2 separate regions of the Mus musculus genome follow, and region 2 is linked to region 1. Evidence: chromatin loops called from intact Hi-C (ENCODE). Cell type or tissue: heart. All regions are shown on one strand. Links, peaks and the distances in the headings refer to the core of each region. The heading gives the core; the rest is flanking DNA.

Evidence for each region. Peaks named below come from ENCODE experiments on the same cell type or tissue, not always from the same donor. Only the 100,000 strongest peaks of a DNase experiment are listed, where the experiment ranks them.
Region 2: a loop joins it to region 1, with 6 times the contacts of the local background. A loop is called at or near these places in 5 of 42 quality-filtered maps.

The regions. Positions count from the first base shown.
Region 1 is chr5:119,663,051-119,671,616 of GRCm38, forward strand. It overlaps Tbx3 (T-box 3), which reads left to right and starts at 8,183. Exons shown (of 8, transcript NM_011535.3): 1 at 8,183-8,566. Tbx3os1 (T-box 3, opposite strand 1) reads right to left here and starts at 8,458. Exons shown (of 4, transcript NR_166476.1): 1 at 8,201-8,458. In heart, for the core only: a CTCF peak has its summit at 7,677; DNase peaks (open chromatin) are centred at 6,821 and 7,751; H3K4me3 peaks cover 3,605 bases; H3K27ac peaks cover 3,338 bases; H3K27me3 peaks cover 6,487 bases.
Region 2 is chr5:119,569,489-119,578,054 of GRCm38, forward strand. AW549542 (expressed sequence AW549542) reads right to left here. Exons shown (of 5, transcript NR_045702.1): 2 at 5,034-6,173; 3 at 1,965-2,051; 4 at 1,025-1,226; 5 at 641-882. Among named protein-coding and RNA genes, the nearest start is that of AW549542, 6.6 kb to the right of the region's middle. RefSeq lists an enhancer at 4,987-6,103. In heart, for the core only: CTCF peaks have their summits at 2,371 (motif pointing left) and 4,662 (motif pointing left); a DNase peak (open chromatin) is centred at 5,793; H3K27ac peaks cover 2,440 bases; H3K27me3 peaks cover 508 bases.

The DNA.
Region 1 (8,566 bases), core at 360-8,359:
TGAAGTCAAACGTGAAAAGGAAAAATAGAAATAAATGATTTTTAAAAAATGATGACAGTCTTGGGGGAGGGGGTGCTTTCCCTTGCATCGCTACAATGTCGCTTTTTGTTTTCAAAGATCAAAAAGAAAAAAAGACCAGTATACCCGGCTAGAGAGGTGCTGGTGCCGCTGGGGCCCGCAGCTGCAGGAACAGAGCAGGTAACCTGCTCTTAATCACCTGCGCGGGTTCCCGGGCCCCTGTGAACCCGGTCACTGGGAAAGACCAGCTGGGTGTTGTGGCCACTCTGGGTACCAAAGTGACTTTTGGAAGAGAGAGCCAAGCCCCCCTGCTTCATCCCCGGATGCAGTTGAAATCGGAGGCAGAGAGTGTTTTCTGGGTTCGCGTTCTGCACGGCCTGGATCTGAACGGAGGCTGCTGCACCTTCGGGGCTAGGAGTTTGGGTAAGGAGGGAGGGACATTCTGTGAGACCCCTAGCTCCTAGGAAAATTACTGAAAGTCGCTTCTGGGTTGCTTCGGCTGCCCCTCACCCACAGTCTCTTCCTAGGGAGGCCAGGGAAAGAGCGTAGGTTTCTCTCCGCTGCAGGAGGTGGACTCTATTCAGAGAAAGAAACTCTCAGGAGAAGCGCCCTCACAACCCAATGTTCTCTTATTACCCGTTTCCCTGTCCTTCCTCTAAAAGATAAATGACAACCCCTCCTCCCCGAAGAAGGAAGAAATGAGAAACTTCTCCAAGCTGTGTGTATGTATTCAAACTTCAAACTAGGGACCTTTAAGGGATTCTAAGAACTTGCCTAAGGCCTCCAGTGGGCACTGGTCATTCCTTCCATACCACACAAAATGTAGGGAAGCTAAAATATGCAGGATTGGGTGTGCATATTGGGAAGACTGGGTGGCTGGGTGAAACTAAAGTCACCCGTAGTAGAGGCCTCCAGTCCTTCTGGGCGAGCAGGGATGAATAGGATTTTCAGGGAAATGAGTCTATATATAACACTCCCCTTGCTGAACAGTGTCCACAGGTACAGAAGGTGGAGGTAGCCCAAGGGCTGCGACTTAATCCACGTTTCTGAGAAATGGGTATGGCCAGTTTGCCTGGCTATGGGAGAGGTGTTTCTGGGCAACCCAGACCTGGACTGAGAATCTTAAATCTAAGGGTGGGCAACAAATTTTCAAGCCCCCTACCTGCCAGTAGTATCAGCAAACCAGGCTCATTAACTGTGGTGCCCCAGGACTTTCAAAGATGGCTTTGGAAAAGATTAACCTTTTTGCATCTCCCTAGGAAAATTCAAGGAGAGAGACTCAATGCATCTTCAGCAGGAGCCCTTCAGATGGCTGTGCCACCAAAGCTGGGATTACCCCGAGAGGACAGCTCCAGCTTTGGGAGCTATTCTGAGTACCACGGGCTCTCCCTCTCTGGTCACCCTAACCACCTTTGAGAGTCATACAACCCTTACCATTGGGTCCATGAGCCAGCTGGGTGTCTGGCAAAGAGGTAGGGGAAAGCTAACAGACAGGAGAGAGGAGGAAGTTGGGGTGGGGGGAGTGGCGGAACGCAATGACAACGCCTGTGTCCCCTGCTGCTTTCATTTGTGTCTTTCTTAGATATAAATGAAGCTGCATCAGTCATCGGTGAACTCTGGGCTCTGTCCCGGTATAATTGAAACCCAGTATGGGGAGGGGGGCATGGTAATGGATAGTGTATTCAGATTAAAAGAACGTGTTCTAGGCAACCAGGGGACAGTTAGTTCAGCAGATTTGGAGGCACCCATCTTTCTTGGGCCTGTCAACCTTCCTGACAGTAGTGGCCACTGAATTTGCCATGCTTTCTCCCTTACACTCTCCTCTTGTCCTCCCTGCCCTGTCTACTCCCAGAGGGTAATACTCTGAGACCTCAGGAGTCCTGGCATTTAATAAGGAACACCAGAAAAAGCAGTAAAACTGAGTTCTGAATGGCATCTTCAATCTTCAGGTGAGGGTTGGAGACTGCAGTGGTTTTTTTCTTTTTCTTTCATTCTCTAAAAAGGACTCTCTCTCTCTCTCTCTCTCTCTCTCTCTCTCTCTCTCTCTCTCTGTGTGTGTGTGTGTGTGTGTGTGTGTGTGTCCCCTCTCTGTGTCTCTTTCTGCCTCTCTCTGTCTCTCTTTCAGTCTGGTGTGGATCATTGAGGGACTGTTTACATCCTAATCTGGAAAGATGGTATTGAAGAAAGAGGGATGTGGGGTGGTCAAAATACCTGGGGGGTAAGAGTCAGCTCTGGCCTGCATCTTGTAGATTCTAAGTCAGATTAGAAGAAAGAAAGAAAGAAAGATAGAAAGAAAGAAAGAAAGAAAGAAAGAAAGAGAGAAAGAAGGAAGTCACAGATCTCTTTCCTTGTGAGTTCACTCCTGCTAGAGTGAGCAATATCCATTGTGTTACCTTTTTTTATTGAGTAAAACACACACATGCACACAGAGAGACAGAGACAGGACCTAGATGTTGGTGGGCTTGACATTAGGAAACCACAGTTAATTAGTTCCTTTTCCTGGAGGGAGGAGCTCTGAAGATGAATAAAGCTATCACACATACACACCCCTGACTCCCACATTTTCCCCTCCTTACTGCCCCCCACTTCTACCTATCTGAATCACTAGCTATGTTCAAATTTGCCATTTTCAGAGGCGAGGTGAGTGCTAACAAGAATAATGTGGAGGGTGAAATCCCTCCATTTCACCTCTGTCAGAACCATATTTCCATTAACAGGAGGTAGGATAGGCACAGTGAGTACATAAAGAATGACCTCTTAGAAGCAGGAGGTAAACCAACCGGCACCAAGAAAAGCTTGGCAACTAAAGAGCTGGCTTCCTTGAGCTGGAGAGTGCCGACCATTGTCTAGCTCAATCACCGCCTCAGACTCTAGTACTGGATCTCCCTGATCAATAATGTAGAAGAGTGTCAGAGGACAGAGAAGAAATGCCTTACAGGAAAGGCGTGACCTTATGCAGCAACCGGGAGCCAGGAGCTGGGCTTTAGAGCCTTGGCTTTAGAGCTCCTCACTCTGGGCTCTTGCCTTAGAGAGGGAAGCAGATCCCCGGGCATAGGAATCAGATACAGTGCCCACCCCCCCCCCCCACCTTTTAAAGTGACTTTGGAAAAGTTAAGAGAAGGGAAACTTGCAGTTGAGACCAAATGGGGCCAAGCAGAGCGTCTTTATCTGCCACCAGCCAAAGCCAGGAGGCAAAGGTGTTTGTTAGGACCCTGGGAAGTGGAATCTCCAGTCTGTCAAAGTTACTGGAAAAGTGTGGGTGTGTGTGTGTGTGTGGGGGGGGGATGAGTCACAATGATGGGGAGGGGTTTGCTTAGAAACAGCCAGATGGCAAATCAGAAACAAACAAAAAAACAAAACAAAACCTAAAAACCACAAAGGCACAAGAGAAGCATTGAGAACTGGGTGCTAGGGACAGAAATGGAACCTGGGACCCAAGAGGACGAGAAGAAAAACAGGGAAGGAAAGCCAGAGGAGGGTCACACTTGTGCATTCAGAGAACTCTTTTTGGACAGGAACAGAGACACGGGGGAGGCAGGGGGGGAGAAGAAAGGAAGAACAAGAAAAGAAAGAAGGAAGAAAAAAGAAGCAAGAGGGGAAGGCTAGAAGGAGGAAAAGGAAAGAGGTGATATTCTTTGCCCTGTTATCCAGCACAAAGGGTTGTGCTTGTACTAGGCAACTTTTCAAGGATGCTTCCTCAAAGCACCAAGTCACTAGCCCAGGGAGAGCCAAGCTCTCCCAGTAAGTTTTAGGGAACAGGAGGTAAGGGAGCCCCACCCACCCAATTCAGGCTCTGTCTAAGATGGAAGACCAGTGTATGGGGGGGGTGGGCAGACACGTATGTTGCTGTGCTGGCTGGGAGGGGACCTGAAGTGTTAAGGTACACCAGGTGTCCAGAGAGAGGCCAGGCTGGACCCCCGACAATAAAGAAATCCTGTCCCCCAACAGAGAACAGGAAAGGAGAATGAGAATCCTACACTCGGCTCCAGGCAGTCTTTTTGTTTGTTTGTTTTGTTTGTTTTTGTTTTGTTTTGTTTGTTGAGACAGGGTTTCTCTGTGTAGCCTCAGCTGTCCTGGAACTTACTCTGTAGACCAGGCTGGCCTCGAACTCAGAAGTCCGCCTGCCCCTGTCTCCCAAGTGCTGGGATTAAAGGCGAGTGCCACCACTGCCCGGCAGCTCCAGGCAGTCTTAAAGTGTACCAGTGTCAAAGGGACTAAGATCCTAGGATCAAATCAGCCAGGACATCAGGCTCCCAAAGAGCCATTTCTGCCCTGCCAGGCTACCAAGAACTTCTCTTCCGTGGAAAAGTTAATGTCTTGACTTCTCCTAAATTCATCCTCAGGCCCCCGACCCTCCAGGAGAAACCCCATGTCCTCCAGCCGCCAAGATATCCGATAGAGAGACACCTCGGCCTGAATAAAGCTGTGTGGTGAACAGGAGCGAAGGTTTAAGAGGGCATAAGAGCATAACAGTGTAACAGCATGTCTCACGGAGTCCAGCCAGACCTCACACAAGCAAAGAGACTTTCTAGAGCAGTTCTAGCCAACCACCCTGCTTACTCCCCATCCTTTCCCTCCACCCCCCTCTTAAATTTCAGATAAACACCATTCGGTCACAAAAGGGTCAGTGTGTCTGTCCCCTTTAAAGTGTGAGGCAGGAGGTGCCATAGGGAAAATGGAACATTGCAGAGGCGCCTTCCCGTTTCTCTGGCTTGCCAATGCCTCCTGGGACAGTTGGCTGAGGCGCGTAATCCCCTTCTCACCCACCCACCCCCACATTTGAAGCCCCATATCTCCTCTTTTGCCTCAGAAGCTGCCGGCATTACAGTGCTTTTATCTTGTTCAAAATCCCAGGCCCTTATAGTGGGAGGGAAAAAAATCCTACCGCCAAAAGCGAGAGAATATTTCTGCTAGGGACAATGGGTTCCCATCTTTCACCCATTTTCCGATTTTGTTGGAAAGACTGGCTACGTTCAATCAAGGAGTCTAGAAACAGAACCTGTCTACACCGAGGGTCAGCAGCTGGAAGCTCACGAGGCCCGCTAACCTTGTAGATTCTCCAGGAGGCCAGGCCTGCCACAAGCCTAAGCAAGACTCTGGCCAATGTTTAACCCTAATGCAGTGGCCACCAGGCCCCTTTTGTTTGTTCGCAAATTAATCACCCAGCGCAAGGCCGGCGCCAGAGTGGGTTTATCACCCACCAGGAGGGGGGCGCGGCGGGCACGTAACGACGAAGAAGAGTTCGCACCTTCCTGCTTTTGATCCTAGCTTCGCCGTGGCCTCCCTGGCAGAACACGAGCCTCCAGGGGCAGCGTCTGGGAGGTCAGTCATAATTGGCGGAAGTTTGTAGACCATTAGCAACATGTAGACATTTTCGATTCTGAATCCCGCAGCAAACTTTCCTCCACACCCCCGCCCTCCTCCCCCTTTCCCTGGCGCACTGGAGTGAGGGGTAGAAGCTAGAGAAGTGGCAAACTGGGATGAGCCCAGGGTTAAGTTAGAGCTACAGTCAAACATAGGCAACTGAAGGGTGTTTGTGTGTGGGGTGATGTGAGGGGTCAGAAATTGCTCTGGTTCCAACGCTGCGGCCAAAAAAGCAAGGCCAGATTATTTGCATGCAAAGTCATGGAGCTCGTATCGCGTTTGCAGAGCAGACCCCTGAGGCCAGAACTCTTGGTACCGGTTGCCAAGGTCTCTCCGGCTAGCTTGTGGACCTTCAGGGCACCGCGTAGGTGACCAAGGGGTCAAACAGGCTGCAGATGCATACCACTTTCCTGCACTCCACTCGGGAGCGCAGAGATTAACCGGCCAATGTCGGTAAAGCAGATCTGGGTTCTAGGGCGGCTCTGGCGAGAGTGGCTAGGCAAGGAGGGGGAGGGGAAGCCTTCTGCCAGCAGAGAATCCGCGCTGACCCCGGTGGCCCGTGCTGAGAGGGCCCTGGCCTGGCCTCTTGTACTCTCCAGCAATCTGGAACAGGGCCTAGGGAAGGGGTGTTAGCGAGCCACCGCCTTTGGTACCACCTCCTGTTTCCGTTTCTCTCCCTCTTTCTCCCTTCTCCACCGTGAGCACGCGAAAAGTCAGAGAAGGGGAAAGAAAGGGGCGAGATGGCAGGTCACACCAAGTTCAAAGAATGACTCTATTCCCATTGGCCGCACCAGGGAAAGCTCAGGGCTGGCGCCAAACGCTCTTAACCTTGTACATCAAAACACGTAAGACTGGAAAAGCTCGTGGCCTCAAATGTTCTGCCCTACCTGGGAGAAGGAACTGCCTATTCACCCAATAGCTGCTAGTTTGAACCTGCAGTTGGGAAAGGGGTCCTGGGCGAGGAGTTGGGGGAGGCCCCCAGGGGGAAAATCTAGGCGCAAATGGTCCACACGGAAACATTGAAAGCTTAATCTCTAGGCCCGGAAACCCAGCCTCCTTTCTGTTCCCTTTCCAAGCAAAGGTCTTGTCCCAGGAAAACTAAAAATTCTGCTAAGTTGCCCTCCATTTAAACTGGAATGTCCCAGTTCGCCTTTACCCACAAACAAGGACTGCAGGTTTGCGAGGGGAGTCCTACAGGGTCACCCAACCAAAGTCTGATCGATCAGTTGGCCTTCCTCCCCACCCTAGGATGAGCGGAGACCTTAGTCTCCCGACATCTGGGGTAAATGGGGGTGGGAGACGTTTCACGGTTTGTTTTACAAATTCGCCCCCGACGTCTGCCACGATAAGTCCCCAGGATAGAGCAGGAGCGGAGGCACCCAGAGATAAGTGTGATGCCTGAGGAAGATACGAGGCTGGTGCACCTCCCCCCGAGCAGCTCTCCAAGCCCAGAGCGGCAGCTCCCTACCGAGCTGGCCCGGAGGTGAGGGCAAAGGCTCTCAGGAGACAGGCCCGCAGTTCCAGGCGCTCACTTGTTTCAGCTGCTTCGTTCTCTCTACACCCACACCCCCATCCGGGTGGAACACTGGTGTCGTCATCCGAATGGAAGAGGAGCTGGGCTCAAAAGGGTCAGTAAATACATTTTTTAAAAAAAAAAGGAGCGAGCCGAGCGTAGACTGGGCCAGGCGCGCAGGCCTTGAATGCATTTGCGTGGTTTATTTTTCCGCGTGGGGGCTCGGTCTCAGTATGTCGGCGCGCGTTCGGGCCCAGAATCCCAAGGGGCATTTGGGTCTCTGCACGTGGCTGCGGGTGGGGAGCAGGCAGCGGGCAGAAAGATTGGTGGGATCCCCTGCGCTAGTGGCTCGGGAATCCGAAGCACCCGGGCGCAGGAGCTAGAGGATCTGACTCAGAGGTGGCTGGGCGGTTCCATGTGGGGCTCCCTTCAGAGCTACGCGAGCCTGGAGCTTTTGTTAAGGCTTATTGGCCGAAAGAGAGGTTCGGCGGCCAGCTCGGCTAGCCCGGGGCCCGGGAAAGGGAAGAAGCTGCAGATCCGCACAAGAGAAGCGGCCGCGGGCTTGAACTGTAGCGCTCGGAGCGCGCGAGAGGCGAGCGCCCCTGCCCGGCGCCTCGGAAGCCGGGCAAGCTGCCTGGCTCCCGCCCTCGCTCCCTCCCCCTTCCTCCCTGGCCCAGCCTCCTCCCCGGATCCCCCGGCTTGGATGGCTGAGGCCTTTCAGACGTAGGCTGAGCTGAGGAGCCGCGGCGAGCTCTCAGGCTGCTGCGAACTCTCTTCTGGATCAGCCACCTAGAGGCGACTTTGGTGAGCGCGCGGCGCCCTGGTGGCTCCCCGCCCTCCCCTCTGATCATGTTGACATAAACGCAGGACAGGCCGTAGTACCGCGCGGCGCAGCGACGTTCCAGTTTCCGACACCTTCTTTTTATAACTCGGCTCTATTCCCCCAGCACTCGACCTGTGAAAACCACGCCTATGCAGCCACACAATTGGTCCGAAAGCGTCAAAGAGCCAATCAACAAGCCTCGGGCTCCCGCAGCCCACAGCGCTGCCGGACCGTCCAGAGCCGCCGAGCAGACGCCCGGGGAATTCTAGAGGCGGAGGAGGGTGGCGAGGTGCTCGCTCGCTCTCTTTCTCTCTTTCTCTCCCTCCCTCTACTTGCCTACTCCAGCTCCCAATCACTCCGTTCTCTTCCTTCTTTCCTATTTTTTTTTTTTTGCACCCGTCTTCTTGATCCTCCCTCGCCCTGCGTGCCCGGACGCTGATTTTTTTTTAATTTATTATTTTTAGGAAAGCGATTTCGCTCACGTTTTTTTAGCACAAGGAAGACAGCCGGCTCCCCGAGGCAGAAGATCGCAGGCACCATTCGCTCGCCACCCAGACTCTGCGCGCAGCCCGGAGCCAGAGAGGAGGATCGCGAACCGAAGCCAGCTTCGCAGTTCTAGTTTTGAAAGCGCCGCTGGAAAGGGGCTTAAATCGCTTTTTTTTTTTTTTTTTTTTTAAAGGAGAGACTTTTCCTCCCCCCCTTGATCTCGCTGCCTGTGAAAGCCAGAGTCTAGCTCAACTAAGACGCCTCCTGCGAGAAAGCCAGAGAAGAGCTAGGGGGCGGGGGAAGGAGTCGAAAAAAAGGTTAAAAAAAAAAGTCTCCGAGAACCTTGCGCTTTGGCAACAAAG
Region 2 (8,566 bases), core at 288-8,287, 94 kb before region 1:
TGTAGGAGAAGGAGGAGAAGGAGGAAGAAGAGGAAGAGGAGGAGGAGGAGGAAGAGGAGGAGGAGAAGAAGAAGAGGAAGAAGAGGAAGAGGAGGAGGAAGAGGAGGAGGGAGAGGAGGAGGAAGAGGAGGAGGAGGAAGAGGGGGAGAAGGAAGAGGGGGAGGAGGAAGAGGGGGAGGAGGAAGAGGAGGAGGAAGAGGGGGAGGAGAAAGAGGAGGAGGAAGAGGAGGAGGAGGAGGAAGAGGAAGAAGAGGAAGAGGAGGAGGAAGAGGAGGAGGAGGAAGAAGAGGAAGAGGAGGAAGAGGAGGAGGAAGAGGAAGATGAGGAAGAAGAGGAAAAGGAAGAGGAGGAGGAGGAAGAGGGGGAGGAGGAAGAGGGGGAGGAAGAGGAGGAGAAAGAGGAGGAAGGATCGGCTGTCACACTCAACCCACTATCAATTAAATTAACCTGCTGGGTTTGTGTTCTCTTTGCTGGTCCCACGTCCTCTCTGGACTCAACAAAGACACCAGGGAGAATCTCAGGGTACCTGCCAAGGAGGCCTCCTCTTCAGCTGACAAAACCCCACACACACCACCCCCATACATACATACACAACCACACACACACACACACACACACACACACACACACACACCACAAGTAATCAAAAACCTATTTTATTTACAGCTGACCCTCGGGGCCTCAAGCCAGGGAAAACAGATCTCTGCATGGCGTTGCTTCCTTTCTTCTTCTCCTTGGTCTCCGAGGACCCCCTTCCAGGGTTGGGGGGGGGTGATATGTCATAACATCGTGTCTGTTTATCTGAAATATTTCCCCTCGAAACGCTTGTTTGTCCAAGTGGCTGACATGTTGATATAGGTCCTGACAGGCGAGTGACTCCAACTGAAATAAAGTATAAAGTAAACACATTTGCATAGAATTTATATACAGCCTGGGTCTGAGGGAGAAGAGGAAATTCGTGGACTGAAGTCAGGAGCCCGGGTGGGGTGGGGGTAGGGGATGGATGGGGGAAGGGAATGCTTACCTCCCATCACCCCCACCGCCCCGGGCCAGGGGCCCTCCTGTATTTTATTATTTGCTTTATTTTGCCCCGCTCTCCACTCCCAGAATGACTCCAGGGTTAAAGGATTAGTCCATCCATGGGCTATTAGCAACTCTTTCTTCTGGTTTCAGCTTTATCTTCTTCCTAGTCTGGAGGATCTTTAAGGACATCTGAGTGAATCCTGCTGAGGGACAGACACTAAAACATTAAAAAAAAAAAAAAAAAAAAAAAAAAAAAAAGAACACACAGTTGTGTGGTGGTGTCATGTTGTACACCTATGATCTCAAACTTGGGAGACTGAGACAAGAGGATCAGAGTTCAAGTCCTGCCTGGGCTGCATAGCACCACCCTGCTGCAAAGCATACAGAAAGGGACTCCTGTGCTCCTTGCGCTCTGTGCTCTCCGTGCTCTCCGTGCGCTCCGTGCACTCCGTGGCCTCAAGGGAAAGGAAGACCCTGAACTGAAATTGGGTTCTCCAGCTCCAGGTGTCCCCAGCATTGCCAGTGTCCTTTGTCTCAGATATTCAGAAAGACCACAGTGTTGTTGGCTCTGATTGGTTCTGTTGGTTCTGGTTTTCAGACAGTGTGTCCCCAGAAATGTTCCACGGAACCTGACACTAACACACTTGGAACCCACTTGGAGAGGTGCCATCCAGTTTTTCCCTGTGCTCCCTCCCTCCTCCCTTTTTCCTTCCCTCCATCCTTCCTTCCCCCTCCCTCTCTCCCTCTTCCTCTCTCTTCCCTTTTTCCCTCCCTCCTTCCTCTCTTTTTCCCCTCCCTCTCCCTTCCCTCCCTCATTTCCCAATTCCTCCCTCCCTCCGTACCTCTCTCCCTCCTTCCTTCCTCCTCTTTCTCCCTTGCTTACTCTCTTTTTCTCTCTTCCTTTTCTCTTTTCCTTTCTTTAAGCTGCATCCCATACTCACTCTGCAACCACAGATGACCTTTGCCTGTGAGCCTCTAGCCTCCATCTATCCAGTGAGGGATGTCTCACCACACGTCATTCTTCATCTCTGTTTTCATAAATGAATTGTAAAGGTGTTTCGGGAAGTCCGAGGATAACCAGCACCCCAGATTCTACCCGTGGCAGACAGGGATAATCAAGTGACCGTGTTCTCTCACTAAGCCTCAGAATCCTACACACACATGACTGAGAGCATCACACACTGATCAGGGTTTGGTCTCAAGAAAGCACCTGCTGGGGCTGGAGAGATGACGTAGCAGCTGAGAGCACTGGCTGCTCTTGCAGAGGACCTAGACTTAATTCCCAGCACTGGCGTAGCAGCTCACAACCATCTGTGACTCCAGTTCCAGGGGATGCAGTGCCCTCTTCTGGTCATCACAAGCATTACACACATGCACGTGGTATATGCAAGAAAAATACCATACACATAAAACAAGATGTAGAAAAAATAAAAGAAAGGGAGGAAAGAAGGAAGGGAGGCAAGGGAGAGAAAAAGGGGTAGAGGAGGAAAGAGGCTTGGAGAGCTGGGACCCAAGAGTCTTGGCCAATGCTTCTGGTCCCTGGACTACACTTTAGGTAGCCTGGTATAAACTCCTCCTAGCATCTCTGGTACAGAAGCAGCCAACCTCTGGGATGCTCATCTGTACACTGGCCCATTCTTTTGTCAAAAAGACCCAAGACTAACATCAACTGGGCCTGACTCATCTGCTCACCACATGGGCACAGTTCAAAAGCATCATTTCCATATCTGAGAGGGAGTGAGCATCCAAGCATTTGCTTAGGGAAACCCAAGCGCCATGAAAGGGCCACAGAATAAATCCAGGCAAATGCATTTGCATACAGTTGCCACACCTTTGCCAGGACCTGCGCTGCCACTCCAGGTGAGTCGGGCCACAGTTATATCTTGTCTGTGGCCTTTTCTGTCAGCCTTGCTTAGTTGGTTGGGTTTGCTGGGTTTTGTTGTTTTGTTTTGTTTTGTTTTGTTTTCTGAGATGAGAGTCTCTTTTCAGAGCCCTGGCTGGTCTCTAACTCAGAGATCCTCCTGCCTCTGGGATGAAAGATGAACACGGTACCTAGTGTTCAGTCATTTTTAACAGATCGGGATGCAGAAGCTTGGAGAAGAAGATAAAGGTGACGACCGGTCATACCACATACAAGCCGTGGAGCTCTACACTCAAAGGGGGCTTCCCTTCAGCCCTGCAAACTTAGGACAGACATTTTTGGTGGTGAGCATTTGTTTGCTCTCATTCAGTCTTAAATGTCCAGGCTCTCCTGCGTCTGTCCCCAGAGCACTGGGATGTGATGCCTACAGTCACTAGGCAACCCTACCTCACAGGGCACCTCAGGTCGTTTGCTTCCTGTCCTACTGTGGGAAGTCTGTATGAGTTTCTTGTTAGCTGCTGAGACAAACGGGGATCATTCAACACAATCCTATCTCAACGCCTGTAACTTAACATCTGCAGTGTCCATTGCCAGGGTCCCAGCAATGATGCACTTGCTACTCTGGGGATTAGGAGGCAGACGTCTTTCTTAATAACCATGGGGCTCTTCTCTTGCCGTCTGTGTGTCTGTCTGTCTGTCTGCATATCTGTCTGCTTCTTTCCCTCACTGGCAATCTTTGGTCATTTTCTCCACAAGAAGAGAGTCTATAAGACAGGAAGCCCATCCCATGCACTGCTAACCCTGCCCCCATCCCACACTCTGCTGGCCCCACCCCTATCCCATGCACTGATGACTCCCGCCCCTGTCCCACCCACTGATGACTCCCGCCCCCAACTCCCCAGTGTTTGGAACAATGTAAGCATGTGGCAGAAGCTCCCATGAACACCGAAGGCTATCCCCTAACACTACAAGTGTGGCTACAAATGATACGACTGTGATCTTCTGGACTTGTAATATCAAAAATCCTCATGTTAATCCCATAGCCATGACCCCCTAATATCACAGTGGTGGTGCCTCCAACTCTTCAGATCTCTGTAACAAAATGCACTAAAGTAAACAGGGCAAGGTGGCCCCTGTCTGTCATCTTGGATCACAGGAAGGGGGGAGGAAGAAGACTTGGGAGTTCAAAGCCAGCCATGGCTAGCTAGTGAATTTGAGGATAGCCTGGGCTACGTAAGACCCTGTCTCAAAACAGTTCCTCGGGGACCCCTTCTAGTGAAGGCTCTTTTCTGTCTGCAGACTTCGCTGATATAGAGAAAGCCTGGGCTGGGAGAGACCTTGTCTCAAAAAGGAAAAAGGGGAAAAAAAAAAGAGAGAGAGAAGAAAGTTGGAGAAAGGGAAGAAACTGGGGCTGTAGTGGCCAGGGGATGGAATACTTGCCTAGGCCATGCATGGCCCTGGGCTTTATCCCCCGTGCCACAAAACAGAAAAGAGTAAATTTAGACAGACACTCACAGGGAGGATAAAAAAAAAAAAAAAAAACTCGGTGAAAGTGCTATCCAAAAATGGAGGGAGACGAGGCAGCCATAATTCCAGAAACATCCAAGACCCTCAGAAGCTGGGACTGGAGAGATGGCTCAACAGTTAAGAGCTGGCTGCTCTTTCAGAGGACCTGCGTTCAGTTCCCAGCGACCACATTGTAGCTCTGTAGCTCGGGTCTGTCTGTAACTCTCGTGCCCTCTTCTGGCCTTCTTGGGCACTGCATCCATGTGGTGCACATACATACACACACACACACACAGGTAAACACACACATAAAATAAAAATTAACATTAAAGGAGAAAAGACACCCGGACATTAGATGCAAGGCTCCCGGAGTGCACCTGTATTGTGTTACCTCTTGTTACTTTTTTTAAAAAATCTTATTACACTTCATTTATTTTATGTGGAACAAGGCTGTGCTTGCTACTTAGGGCATATGGAGGTCCTAGGACAACCTAGAGGAGTCAGGCCTCTTGTTCCACCATGTGGGACTCATGAGGCTTGGCAGCAGGTGAGTTTGTCTGCTAAGCTAAAGCCATCTCATCCTGGTCATTTTCAGACACCCAATCTGAGAGCTTTTGCTACAGTGGCCCTATGTCACACTGACCTTACAGAACGAGAGCCCGGAAGGTAGTGGTGTATGCTGGGCCTTAGGCATTCAGGAGAGTAGTCAGATGGAGGTCTGTCTGGACTGGACTGAGACCATGTCTCAAACACGATGATGATGATGGTGGTGGTGGTGGTGATGATGATGATGGTGGTGATGATGATGGTGGTGGTGGTGGTGGTGGTGGTGGTGGTGGTGATTAATCACTAACAGAGCTGAGATATCGTCTCAGAGGCCCCCTCTCCTCAGACAGCCTCTTTTCTGCTTCCACCCAGTTTGTACAATGGTTCTCTAGAGGTTTAGTCTAGAGGAGGAGGTGTCCATAGTTATAAAAATCCTCTATATTTTACCAGATAGGGGGTGGAAACCGAGTCTGAGGAGAAACTTGCCAGCCATACACTGGGCTGGCCAATAAATCAGCAGCCAGGACTCTTTATCTGTGGTGAAGGCCCAGGCCCATGAGGACATGAAGTAAACACCCCGTATGCTGTAGGCACCACTTGAATGCTTCATTTCTCAGCCAAGACCCTGCCCCCATCTCCCTCCAGCCCCCCCATCCATCACCGCTGCAGAGTAAAACTGGGTACAATTCCTACATCCAGCACCCATGCTTCAAGGCCAGCTGGGCATGAGGAGAAGCCTGCCCCTCCCCGAACTGACCTTCTGAAATGCCCTTTTCCCCAGTGAGTGAGGGCTGGCAGAGCAGGCCAGGCTCGGGGTTAGGCCTTGATAACCCGAGATCAAAGCGGCCTGTCAGAGGTGTCAACTGAGAGGCAGCCAAGACAAGCGACACACACGGGCAGCTTTATCTCCCCGCTGGCTGGCGGGGAAGCACCTCGGTTCCCGGAAACTATTTCTGGACAGGCAGGAGAGAGAGAGAGAGAGAGAGAGAGAGAGAGAGAGAGAGAGAACGCGTCTATGGCTGAGACTGCTGGTCATGCTAAGCCAGTCCAAATCTGTTCAGGGACTCTGTGCGCCAGACGAGGGCCCTTTCTCTCTAGGCTCTCTCCTCATTCATCCCCAAGTTCCTGTCTTCACAGGTGCCTGAGCACTGCGCAACAGAAGTTTGTCTTCTTGACAGGCAGCCAGATGGCTCAGTGGGTAGAGCGGCTTGACCGGCGTTGGATCTCCTAGACACAACTGGTGGAGAGAGAGAAACTTGTCCAGTAAGGTGTCCTCTGACCCCACAGTAAATAAATAAATAAGTAAATAAATTATAAAATGTGATGACGAATTTAAAACAAACATTTTCTTCCCCATCCCCTGCAACATATCCACATTGCAGGGGCGGGGGGGGGGGGGGTCCAGACCCATGTGCTGACGTCAGCAGTTATTCCTCATGAGTTTTTTGAGACAGGGTCGTTCTCCCTGGCCTACAGGGGCTGAGCTAGCCCCAGGGATCCAGCCACTCCAGGATGGGATTACAGCCTTCTCTGTGGGTCCTGGGACTCGAACTCCGGTCCTCCTGGCTGCACAGCCAACACCTCCCTGAGTCATCTCCCCAGCCCTGGCTTTTGTTTTTTACTTTTGTTATTTTGGTTTTGGGGTTTTGGGCTTTTTAAATAGGGGCTTGTGAGTAGTGATGGCTCGCACCTTTAATCGCAGCCCTTGGGAGGCAGAGGCAGGCACAGCTCTGTAAGTTCAATGCCAGCCTGGTCTACAGAGTGAGGTTCAGGACTGCCAGGAATACACAAAGGAATCCTGTCTGGAAAAACAAAACAAAAACAAAAACAAAAACACAAGAAGGAAGGAAGGGAAGAAAAGAAACAAGGGCTTATGGGAGGAAAAGGAACAGGGGCTTGCGTAGCCCAGGCTAAACCTACAGCCCACTCCTCCTGCCTCCACTTCCCAAGCACTGAATTACAGTCTGCACTGCCACACTCAGCTATTCTCTACAGGCCTGATAGACAGATCATCTCTTCTATGTCCTTGGCCACACACGCCTGCCTTTCCTAGTCTTCCCAGCCACACATATGCACAAACACATGTACAGAATGCTTTCCTACATGCACATGCATTCACACATATACACACACTCACACACACACATGTAGTCACTCACATGCATACACTCACACACATGCTCTCACACACACAAACATTCACTCACACTCACAGACATATGTGTGTTCACATGCATCCACATGTACTCACACCTGCATATACTCACATGCACTTACACACATACATGCACTCACACACATATATTCACTCATACTCACATGCATACATGTATTCACACACATGCACTCTGACATACATGTACTCACATGTACTTACATATGAATGCACATACACACATACATTCACTCATACTCACATACATGCATGCACACACATGTACTCACACACATACACTCACACACATTCACTCACACACATTCACTTACACTCGCACACACGTGTACTCACATACATGCATGTGCTCACGCACTCACACATGGATCTCCCTGGGGTCCAGGCTCTAAACTCTGAAGGAAGAGCCAAACACAGGCACAGATGCCAATGAAAACAGGTCTGCCAACTGCTTGTTTTCAGTCCTAACTCCAGGCCCTTTCCCTGGCTGACTCCTGGACAGCAGTTTGTTTTTCCTCAGAGGTGTTGACCCTTCAATTTGCAGCTAGAAGAAACAGCCACTGGTCTCTTCCAGCTGTGCCCCCAGCTGGGCAGTTTTCAGACACATCTACTGTAGGCTGGTTACCATAGTTCTTTCCAAGGCAAAGGAGGGGGCTGGGGGCTCAATCCCACAACTCAGAAGGTAGAGGCAGGAGGATCAGAGGATCTCTGAAACTACCAGAGACCTTGTATCCAAATATCAAAACAAAATCAGGGGCTGGAGAGATGGCTCTGGGGCAGGGAGCATATACTGCACTTACAGAATTAAACCCAAGTTTAATTCCCAGCACTCACATGGAACTTACAACCATTTGTACTCTAGGGCTCTGACACCCTCTTCTGGCCCTCTGCATGCACTTGGGGCACACACACTCAAGCACACACACACACACACACATAAAGTAAGTAAATCTTTTTAAAGAAAACTCTGTTCAAGTCAGGCGTGGTGGCACACTCATCATTCAGAACACAGAGGCAGGGGAATCTCTGTGAGTTTGAGGCCAGCCTGATCTATATAGGAAGTTCTAAGATAGCCATAACTACATAGAGAGAGCTTGTCTCAAAAATAGACAGGCAGACAGACAGATAGATGATAGATAGGAGACTGTCTAAAAAAATAGATAGATAATAGATAGCGAGAGATAATAGATAGTAGATAGAAATTTAGATGATAGAAACATGATAGATAGATAGATAGATAGATAGATAGATAGATAGATAGATAGATAGATAGGATAGATGAATGGATGGATAGTTGGATGATAGATTGATAGATGATAAATAGATATGTGATAGATAGGTAATAAATGATAATGATGATGATGATAGGTAGATAGTAGATGATAGATGGATAGATAATAGATGATAATGATAGAGATAGATAGATAGATAGATAGATAGATAGATAGATAGATAGA